Linked DNA regions of Mus musculus: region 2 is linked to region 1. Evidence: chromatin loops called from intact Hi-C (ENCODE). Cell type or tissue: gastrocnemius. All regions are shown on one strand.

Region 1 (5,000 bases):
AATCTTTTAAAAACAAACAAACAAACAAACAAGTACATCCAGGGCGGAAGCGACGACTTCCTGCTCTTCCAGTGGATGGATCTGAGCAGGTCCTCAGCACCCACACTGGGAGCTCACAACAGCCTATATTTCTAGCTTCAGGGACTCTCTTCTGGCTTCCAGGGATTTCTGCACACATGGCACAGATAAACACACATAAATAAAAAAAGTCTTTTTAAGAAGGATATCTGGAAGAGAAGGGGGTGAAGAGATGCTAAATGTTTAAGACAGATCAGTCATATTTCAGTAGTAAAGTGAGAGCTAATCAGAGCATTCTCAGAAAGAGAAATGATGGGCAAGAGACCCAAACAGAAAAGTCAACAAGATGCAGAGCTGTAATAAAGAGATTAAGGTGTCAGAAGTAGACAGGACTGGAAAGATGGCTCAACACTTAAAAACACTTAGTGCTCTTGGAAAAAACTAGGATTTGGTTCCCCGGACCCACCATAGATCACAGCTATCCAAGTGCCAGAGGACCTGTAACTGTGACCCTCTTTCGACCTCTGAGAACTGTATGCACATACACACACGCTGATGGACATTCATACACATAATTTTTTTTAAAGTAAAATCAGAGGCATTGAGCTGGAAAGTCTAAATGGATGGCCTGATATTCGAGTATGGGAAAACCTGGGCAGTGGGGAGTGTAGCAGAACCCTTCGATGCTTAAGACTTACATACAATGGCTCAACATTTGCCTAGAACCTAGCATATCTTCTTTTAGAACTCATGTTTCGCTTACTTATAACTAATAATACTATGTAAAATGACACATAATTATACTGTATTATTTAATTAATGATGGATTGCATACATTTATTACAGATACATCCCCAAACCCTTGAATACAGGGGACCAATTATTCTACTGTAATGGAGAGAGAGAAAATTCCAGAACACACAGCAGTCAATCAACTACACATTTCTCTCTTTCTCGAGGTTTTAATTTTAATAGGCTATTGTAAACTCACAGCTATCCTCCTGATTCAGTCTCCTGAGTGCCAAGAGCACAGGCATGTGCTCCCATACTCAGCTTAAAGGGTCTTTTTGAAAAAAAAAAAAATGGATGTCAGCTCCTATCTCACAGAAAAGCTAAAACCACAGAGCTTCAAGGGGAAAAAAAATCTTTATACCCTTTGATTTCATAGGATACAGAAAGTATTAACTTTTAAAGAAAAAGCTTCACAAATTGAACTTTTGAGCTCCTAATCACCAAAATGTCTCATTAAGAAAATGAGGCCTGGCATGGTGGTACACACATTTAATCCCAGCACTTTAGAGGCAAAGGTGAGTGAATCTGAGTTATGAGTCCAGCCTAGTCTAAAAAGTGAGTTTCAGGACAGCCAGGGCTGCTACACAAAAAAATCCTGTCTGGAAGGAAGGAAGGAAGGAAGGAAGGAAGGAAGGAAGGAAGGAAGGAAGGAAGGAAAAAAAGGGAAAAAGGGAAGGAGGGAAGGAAGGGAGGGAGGAAGGAGGGAAGGAAGGAGGGAGGAAGGAGGGAAGGAAGGAGGGAGGAAGGAGGGAGGGAGGGAACAGGGAGGGAGGGAGGGAGGGAGGGAGCATACAGGCTGCACATAGTCTTTAATCTCATCAGCACTAGAGGCACACAGCAAATCTCTTGTGAGTTTGAGGCCAGCCTGGTCTACAAAGCAAGTTCCAGGACAGCTGTGACTACATAGAAAGACCTTGTACAAGGTACAGTCTGGGACATTATAGTCACATGTACATATTTAACAAAAAAAATTGGTATCTAAGTACATAAATAGTTTCTACAAATTAATGAGACAGCCCAATAAAAATTATATGACATGCAATTGATTCATAAACAAAGTCAAACTCTTCCACATCACTCTTCATGAGGGACCTGCAAATTAAAGCAGTGTAGCACTACATGCCACTTGGAATGCTAAAATCTAAGACTGACAGCACCAAACACCGTGGCCCATGAGACCATCAGCACTTCATACACTAGTAGTAAATAAAACAAACTGGTAGAACTAACCAGATTGGAAAACTGGCTAGCACTGGGTAAGCCAAACATACCTCACCCAATGAGCAACAGCTCCACCCAATGGAAATACAAACGTATGTCTAGCAACATTGCTTAAGAATGTTCAGAAGAGTTGAATATACATATAATAGCCCCAAACTAAAACAGCTCCATGCACAACAAAGATGTGGTCTATTCACAGACTAAGATATGTTAAGCAGTCAAACATAAGCCAATTACAGATTCCAACACTAGGAAAGTAAAAAATCATGCCTTCTAAATGAAAGGAACAAGAAGAGAACTCAGGTGCACACCATAAGACCCTGTCTGTAGAGTGGCCTACGCCCCTACCCCAACACACTGACTAGGACCAGGAAGAGACAGAGAAAATCCTGTGAGGTTTCAGACCTTCTTAGGGATATGGATTAGTAACGTTGGTGTCATTGTCAATGAACTGTACAAGTAACAAGTGGATCTCACATATGTGAATGGAATTTATTAGAGGGAAAACTCTAGTAGCCAAATCAATGTTTTATTCCTGAAAACCTTTGATAGTCAAGGCAAAACAACAACTTTTTAAAGGCTTAAAGAAATACGGATTATCACATGAGCTGTAACCAAGGACTGTAAATAAACCACAAGCTCTTAGCCTCTAATTTCATCCCTAGAAAATTAAATTTAGCTTACTGAACACAGTACATAGCATGCAGGACCTAGTTAGTTAGTAAAAGGGTAATACTAGTAAGCCCTAGTCAGTAAGCAGGGATACGAAACACAAAATTTTCATTTGGAGCGGTCTGCTTTTGACACACCAATATAGCATGGTTGGATACCTGACAACTACAGGGCTCAAGTATTTCTCTCCCGTAGATCATGTAGTACGCTGTGTTGGGGCTCAGTCTACACTGAAAACTCTTTTTATACATGACCACGTGGCAGGTGAGACAGGGTGAGAAGATGGGGGGGGGGTGCTTGTAGGAAGGAGAGGTAGGTAGGTACCTCATTTTTCCTTAGGCCTTAGGCCCTCACCATGTTGACCTTTTTAAATGGAAATTAAGGTCTTAGATAACAGATTTGTATTTAAAACTATAAGGGAACTCAACTAGTGAACAAGAAATTTTCAATAGGAATAGAAAAGATTTCTATATAGATGTGGTGAGTACCTAAGCTTTTCTGGTCTCCTTGGAAGCGTATGCCTCACAAAGGGCAGGCTCTTACAGGAAAGGAAGCCTACGGAGGGGGAAGTCTGCTTTTGACACACCAATACAGCATGGTTGGATGACTGCCAACAAGACTAAAGTAGATTTATATCTCCCGTAGATCATGTAGTACATTTGCCTAATGCAATGCCCTAGATTTTACCAACTGCATCCACTGAAGCCCTTGCAAGCCTGCAGATCTGAACACTTCCAAGGAGGACACAGACATTTGCAGCCCACCTTCTGCCCTGACTGGCCATCGATAAAAGCACTTCCTGAGGCCACTTTCCACACTCCAACTATGGTTTTAAATTCCTGTAAATTCCTTGGCTTTAAGAAAAGTCAGGGCTGAGCCAATACATTAATGTTCAATTTGCATTCACACTGAACAGCCAGAACCCACATATACCAAAGGTCTGTTGGAAAGCTTTTAAGACTAAAAAATTCTATTATGCGGCCATAATGGACCCAACTAAAGAAAACTTGAGACTATAAATAGAACTGTAACATCACGTGGAAGGGGAATGCATTGTTTAAAATGGCACAAGGCAGTTTACAATTCAATACTGAATATCTTTTTAAACTATCAAAGGGAGCTAAGAATATGTTCTAACTAAAAAGTTTTATATGCCACTTAACTACCACTTTCAACTACATTTCGTTGTTCTGCAGCAAGTAGCTCGGATCTCTCTAAAATGATGTCACAAAATCCAAAATATTGAGGAATCCGACTCAGTCCAAGGCTGCCAACCACCAACCAAGGGCAGCCAGCGCCACAGGGCAAGAATCCATCAAGCTAACTCGCTGCCCCAGAGAATCACATGTTTGTTCTTGACACAAATGTGAGCGCCAACCTGAAGGCCATTTTTAAAGAAAACTAAATTTGCCCGCCGTGCCTATTCAGAGGGATCACCTGTCCTCGGGCAGGAACCTGAGTGGTTGTTAAGATGGCTTCTCCAAGCCAACTGGAACACAGGCACACTTGGGTACCTTCCCTGTGTAAGAGCTTTAAACAGGCGTACGCAGGAAAATCCTCTCGAGAGGAACAAGAATTTCCCAACCGTTTCTGCTCGGACGCGAACTCGCGAGGGCGAACGCTGTGTAGCCGTGGTGCGTCCCGGGGGTGAACATGCCCGGCCCGCACCTCGCAGGGCCCGGTGCCCCACCCCCCCCCGCCCGGCCCCACATGCCCCCGCCACTGCAGCCCGGCTCTCCCCGAGAATTAACTTTCTAATAATACAACTTTAGGCGGATGATCGCGGGCGGCCCCCAGACCGACGCCGACCTAGAAGCGACTTAGTGGCGCGGGGTGAGCGGCGCGCGTGGGGACCCCGGGGGCTCCCTCGACGCCAGGGCGCGCTCACCAGGTACCAGACGCCCAGCAGGATGGTGCCGGTGCGGACATGGCAGCACAAACAGCAGCTGTGGGAGTAGAACCGAGTCCAGGGAGCGACCATCTTCATAGCTCCGGCGCTCGTGGAAGTTTGTGAGAGCGTCGCTCGCTTCGTCTTGGGTCCGCTGCTCCTGCCCCTCTCCTTGGCCGCCCCGACCCTCGGACCGCTCGCCCGACCCTTGGCTCTGCACTGTACCGAGAGCTCCGAGTGGCCGCTGCGACGGGACACTGGGCTCGAAGACCGCGGCGACGCTAGGAGGCAGGGGGGAGGAGAAGCCGTGGGTCACGTGGCCTGCCCGGGCTCGTGATGTCACCACCGGCTCCAGCCAGCTGCGGGCGCTGGGAGCGCTGCGCCAAATAAATGCTTCCTTGCTGGACCC
Region 2 (5,000 bases), 140 kb before region 1:
AACTCCACCTGCAGTCTACTACCCAGAAAAAACACTGGTGACATTTTGTGCATTTTAGCATATATTAAAAACATTTTCAAAGTTGGAATTATATGGAAACTGAATAATTTTAATTAATATTTGTCTTTTCCTGTGGTAATGAAAACCGCTCTGAACATATTTTGAGGGCTCATATGAGTCGAGCTGAGCGCAAGAGGTTCAATTGCTCCCAGAAAGTACCATTCCTAATCTCTGGCATGCATAGCTTCACCAACACATGCCGGGATGACTTAGTTTTGAGCTGCTTTTGACACTGTGCAGATAAGGCAGCCAAGTAAGGTACGGACTTAACAGTCTGCTGGAAACATGGTATGGTGGTTTGAGTAGGAATGGACCCCACAGGCTCTCACCAAGGAGTGGCACTATTATAGCAGGTGTTGTCTTGTTGGAGTAGGTGTGGCCTTATTAGAGAAAGTGTGTCACTTGGGAAGGGCTTTGGGGTTTCAAATGCTCAAGCTAAGCCCAAGTACTCTGTCCTTCTGCTGCCTACCAATCAAGATGTAGAACTCTCAGCTACCTTTCCAGAACCTTGTCCCCTTACATACCACAGTGCATCCTACCAGGACAATAATGGACTGTAAGTGTAAGCTAGCCTCAGTTAAATATTTTCCTTTTAAGAGTTGGCATGCCCATTGTGTTTCTTCATGGCAACAGAACACTGACATAGACCCGTGGCAAGTCCAAGCACAACACCGATCTTTAGATTTCCATCATCCTTTCCTCTTCCCATCTGACTATAGGAAAGGTTCTAGGAAAACTTTGTATGTGCTCTGCTTGTCCACCTGCACAATCGACACCAGATGCCATGAGTGACGAGCCAAATTACAGGGAGTGACAGAGGAGTGACTATTGACAGTCTGGCTTGAGTTAGTCATCACATATCCACAAAGTGCTGAGCAGCTGGTCATTCACACGCAGTATGGGAACATGTGTATGGGGGTTCTCCTCAGCCATGGGCTTAGGAATACGTTAGAGGAAGAAGAGGTTAAAGGCACCTTCAACCCATCAGTGAGTCAGCCTCTCCTTGGCACAGGTGGGCAGACAAGATGATGCTGTTTTCTGGCAAGGAGACTCCTTGGATGCCATGAAATGACAGAAATGACACTCTAGTTACAATCCTGCCATTAAAATCAGCAAAAGCCAGAGAGCATAAAGGGGACTGAATGAATTAAAGAGATATTCCTTTGGTTAAAAAGCATCACTACATCAAGGGTGATGAAAACTCAGTTACCCAGAAAACTGTCAGCTGCTGACTCTAATCTTTATACTTAAAAGGAAAAAAAGAGTCTGTACCACTGAAACAAAGATTGAGTTTATCTTTAACTGTGTGTTTGTATGTGCTCACCAGCATAGCTGCCTACAGAGGGAGCACGGGGTCAGATCCTCTGGGGCTGGTGACACAGGCTGTTGTGAGCCACCTGACATGGAACTGAACTGAGGTCCTCCGCAGGATGCTCTTTGTGGTTGGGCCACCTCTCCAGCCTCATCATCCTTCCTTGTTACTAAAATATCCCTTATTAAATTAGTTTTTGACAATTTTGTACAAGTAATACTTTTCTGGTTCTCTCGCTCTTCTTTCTCCCTACCAGTCTCTTCCCCATATTCATGTCATTTCATCCTGTGACCCACTGAGTTTACCCTGGGCTTTCTGTGAAACCTTGAGTTTAGGACTATCCAGTACATCCTGGGGGATGGAGTTACCAATGGGTATACAACTAAAGATAATGACTGTCCTTCCCCAGGAATCCATCTGTAGGCAATAGCTCAGCAAGGAAGAGTCGGGCCCATAAGTTCCTATGGATCTATGATTAACTATGGCCAGTCTTGTGAAGGCCCAGTGCAGGCGGCCAGGGCTGCTGGAACAGCGTGATTTCAATGGCTGCTATGTCCTGGAGAGTGCATTCTGTGGTCCTTCTCCCATATTCCCGCTCTTACATTCTTTCTGCTCCCCATTCTGTGATTTCCCCTTGGCCTCAGAGGGGGTGTCATAAAGCCCCCTGCCTTTAAAATCTTTTTAAAATTTATTTTATTTATATGAGTACACTGTAGCTGTCTTCAGACACCCCAGAAGAGGGCATCAGATCCAATTACTGATGGTTATGAGCCACCATGTGGTTGCTGGGAACTGAACTCAGGACCCTCTGGAAGTGCTCTGAACTGCTGAGCCATAAGCCCCTTTTCTAGGGATAAGCCCTCTACTGTCACATATTCTTAGCACCATGAACATCCACGGGTCTGCATTTGTCTCATTTACTTTGTACAATGCAGGTTCTCTAATTGTCCCTTCCTGGGCATGATGGCTCAGTCTGCAAAGTTACTGTCTTGGCAACATGAGGACCTGAGTTTGATCCCCAGAACCCACATAAATAGCCAAGCATGGTAGCAGGCACTTATTTTTTTCTTTTTTCTTTTTTTTTTATTACATATTTTCCTCAATTACATTTCCAATGCTACCCCAAAAGTCCCCCATACCCTCCCCCCCACTTCCCTACCCACCCATTCCCATTTTTTTTTTTGGCCCTGGCGTTCCCCTGTACTGGGGCATATAAAGTTGGTAGCAGGCACTTATAATCCTGGCAGTGAGATGGGAGGCGGAACAGAATCGCTGGCACTCCCTGCTAGCTTGCCTCACACCCTTGGCAAAGACATAGGCAGACCCTCAAGCAAAAGGTGCCTGGTGCCTGAGCAACAACAGCTGAGGCTGTCCTCTGACCTCCACAGACATGTACACATGTGCATACACACACATGTGCACATACACAAAAACATACATAAATAAGTACTTGGCCTTTGAATTTTGTATTGTGCTTTCAGATAAACATTAAATTGACAAAATGATAAAAACGGATCTCTATTAAATAAACTGGGCACTTTTTAAAAAACTTTTTATTTTTATGTGTATGGGTGCTTGCCTGCGTGTACAAACGACTGTGCACCACATCCATGAATGTAGTTCCCAAGCAGGCCAAAAGAAGGCATCATATCCCCTAGAACTGGAGTTAGAAAAGTTGTGAGCTGTCATATGGGTGTTGGAAGTCAAACCCAAATGCTCTGGAAGAGAGCCAGTGTTCTTTTCCATGGAGCCATCTCTCTGCAGCTTGAGCTGGAGCCCTTACAAAAAAACTTAAGATTTACACTCTCACATATTAAACTGCTCAGGTCTAAGCAGGAGAATGGAGACGGAGGGGACATGCTGATATGCAGGAGACCAGGAGAGGCTTGGCATTTGGAGTTTACTCTGGGAATTCCATGGAACGGGGCAGGAGAGCTTGGGAAGGATTGCTAACACCAGATGCTGAGAGCCCTCTAGTAGGCTGCCGAATCTGAACTCTGTTCAACAGGGGAGACTCCATCCAAACTGTGCTTTGTATTCTCGTGTGACTGACAGCATCTGTCACAGGTATTCTCAGCTCTGGGGACCTTAGCAGACTTCCAGCATAGCTCAATGAAAACCATTGACTTGTATGAGAACAGTATTAGGGCCCTCAGTCCCAGGCTTCAGTGTGCCTGGAGGGTGACAGCCAGTTTGCCTGGTGCTATGAGGAGTTTTGGCCTCACACACTGGCTGGCTGTGCACTCCAGCGCAGACCCTGCTTGCTCCCTCCCCAGCATGCATCATGATGTTAATGGTGCATGTGTTTATATGGTGATGCAGTCACTGGGTCATCCTTTGTGCTGGCTACCTGCGAAGGGACTTAGAGTCCCTTCGCAGGTAGCCAGCACAAAGTCTTGCTGCTGAGAAAATACGGGCCCAGCTCATGGCAACAGTTGCTTCTAGCCATCTCTGCAGGAGGCAAGAGCTTGTGTCTCTGCTCCAAGTATTGCCTGGCTCCGTTAGGGTCACTAGACACCCTCCCCCAACTCCCCTCCCACTCCCACACAGCCTTCACACAGATGTACTAACCAGGAAGAGCAAGAAGAGGTGGGTATAAGGGCTTTTCGTTAGTCATTTACTAACAGTTGCCTGGCTTCAAAATTCTGAGAAAGCTTTTGTAATAACAAGAGAAAATTCGTGTATTTTCGTGTATTGTCTTTTCTTCTTTCTTTCCTTCTTTCTTTCTTTCTTTCTTTCTTTCTTTCTTTCTTTCTTTCTTTCTTTCTTTCTTCCTTCCTTCCTTCCTTCCTTCCTTCCTTCCTTTCTTCCTTCCTTCCTTCCTTCCTTTCTTCCTTTCTTCCTTCCTTCCTTCCTTCCTTCCTTCCTTCCTTCCTTCCTTCCTTCCTTCCTTCCGAGTTTCTCTGTGTAGTCCTGGCTGTCCTGGAACTCACTCTGTAGACCAGGCTGGCCTCAAACTCAGAAATCTGCCTGCCTCTGCCTCCCCAGTGCTGGGATTAAAGGCGTGCGCCACCACTGCCCGGTTCGTGTACTGTCTTAAAAGTATCATTTCAAAACAAATGAACAAGGTACTTGAGATACTATGTGGTTTTATTTTTGTACCAGACGACTTAGAACAGACAGAGCAAATGAGGAAATGCTGATTATTTTCTAGACAGGCCAGGACTCTGCAAAGTGCAAGGAATAACTGTGTGGCCCTGTCTATTAGACATTCTGGAGTCCTTTCAAAAAACACTGATGTTAGAACTGGAAGATGCTCAGATAGTAAAGTGCCTGTCGGGCAAGCATGAGGACCTGAGTTCAATCCCAAGGCAATATAAAAAGTCAGACACAGGTGCTTGTAACCCCAGCACTGGGGAGACAGAGATAGATGAGCCAGCCTAGCTTGTCTGGTAAGCTCCAGGACCCAATGAGAGATTCTATTGGCATCGAGAAAAGGAGAGGGGGAAAAAAAGAGAAGGGGAAAAATGAAAGAAAAAGAAAGGAAGGAAGAGGAAAGGAAAGGAGAAGGACAGGGTAGGGCAGGGCAGGGCAGGGCAGGGCAGGGCAGGGCAGGGCAGAGCAGGGCAGAGCTCCCCTTTCCATTCCCCATTCCACCACACTAACCATGAAATTCACTTACTTACAG

Evidence for each region. Peaks named below come from ENCODE experiments on the same cell type or tissue, not always from the same donor. Only the 100,000 strongest peaks of a DNase experiment are listed, where the experiment ranks them.
Region 2: a loop joins it to region 1, with 2.6 times the contacts of the local background. A loop is called at or near these places in 1 of 42 quality-filtered maps.

Annotation. Positions count from the first base shown.
Region 1 is chr15:34,238,014-34,243,013 of GRCm38, reverse strand. It overlaps Laptm4b (lysosomal-associated protein transmembrane 4B), which reads right to left and starts at 4,988. Exons shown (of 7, transcript NM_033521.3): 1 at 4,592-4,988. The coding sequence starts at 4,690. In gastrocnemius, CTCF peaks have their summits at 2,112 and 4,969; DNase peaks (open chromatin) are centred at 4,073, 4,326 and 4,921; H3K4me3 peaks cover 1,965 bases; H3K27ac peaks cover 2,697 bases.
Region 2 is chr15:34,373,492-34,378,491 of GRCm38, reverse strand. All of the region lies in intron 4 of Matn2 (matrilin 2), which reads right to left. Among named protein-coding and RNA genes, the nearest start is that of 9430069I07Rik, 18 kb to the right of the region's middle. In gastrocnemius, a CTCF peak has its summit at 3,016 (motif pointing right); a DNase peak (open chromatin) is centred at 2,648; H3K27ac peaks cover 606 bases.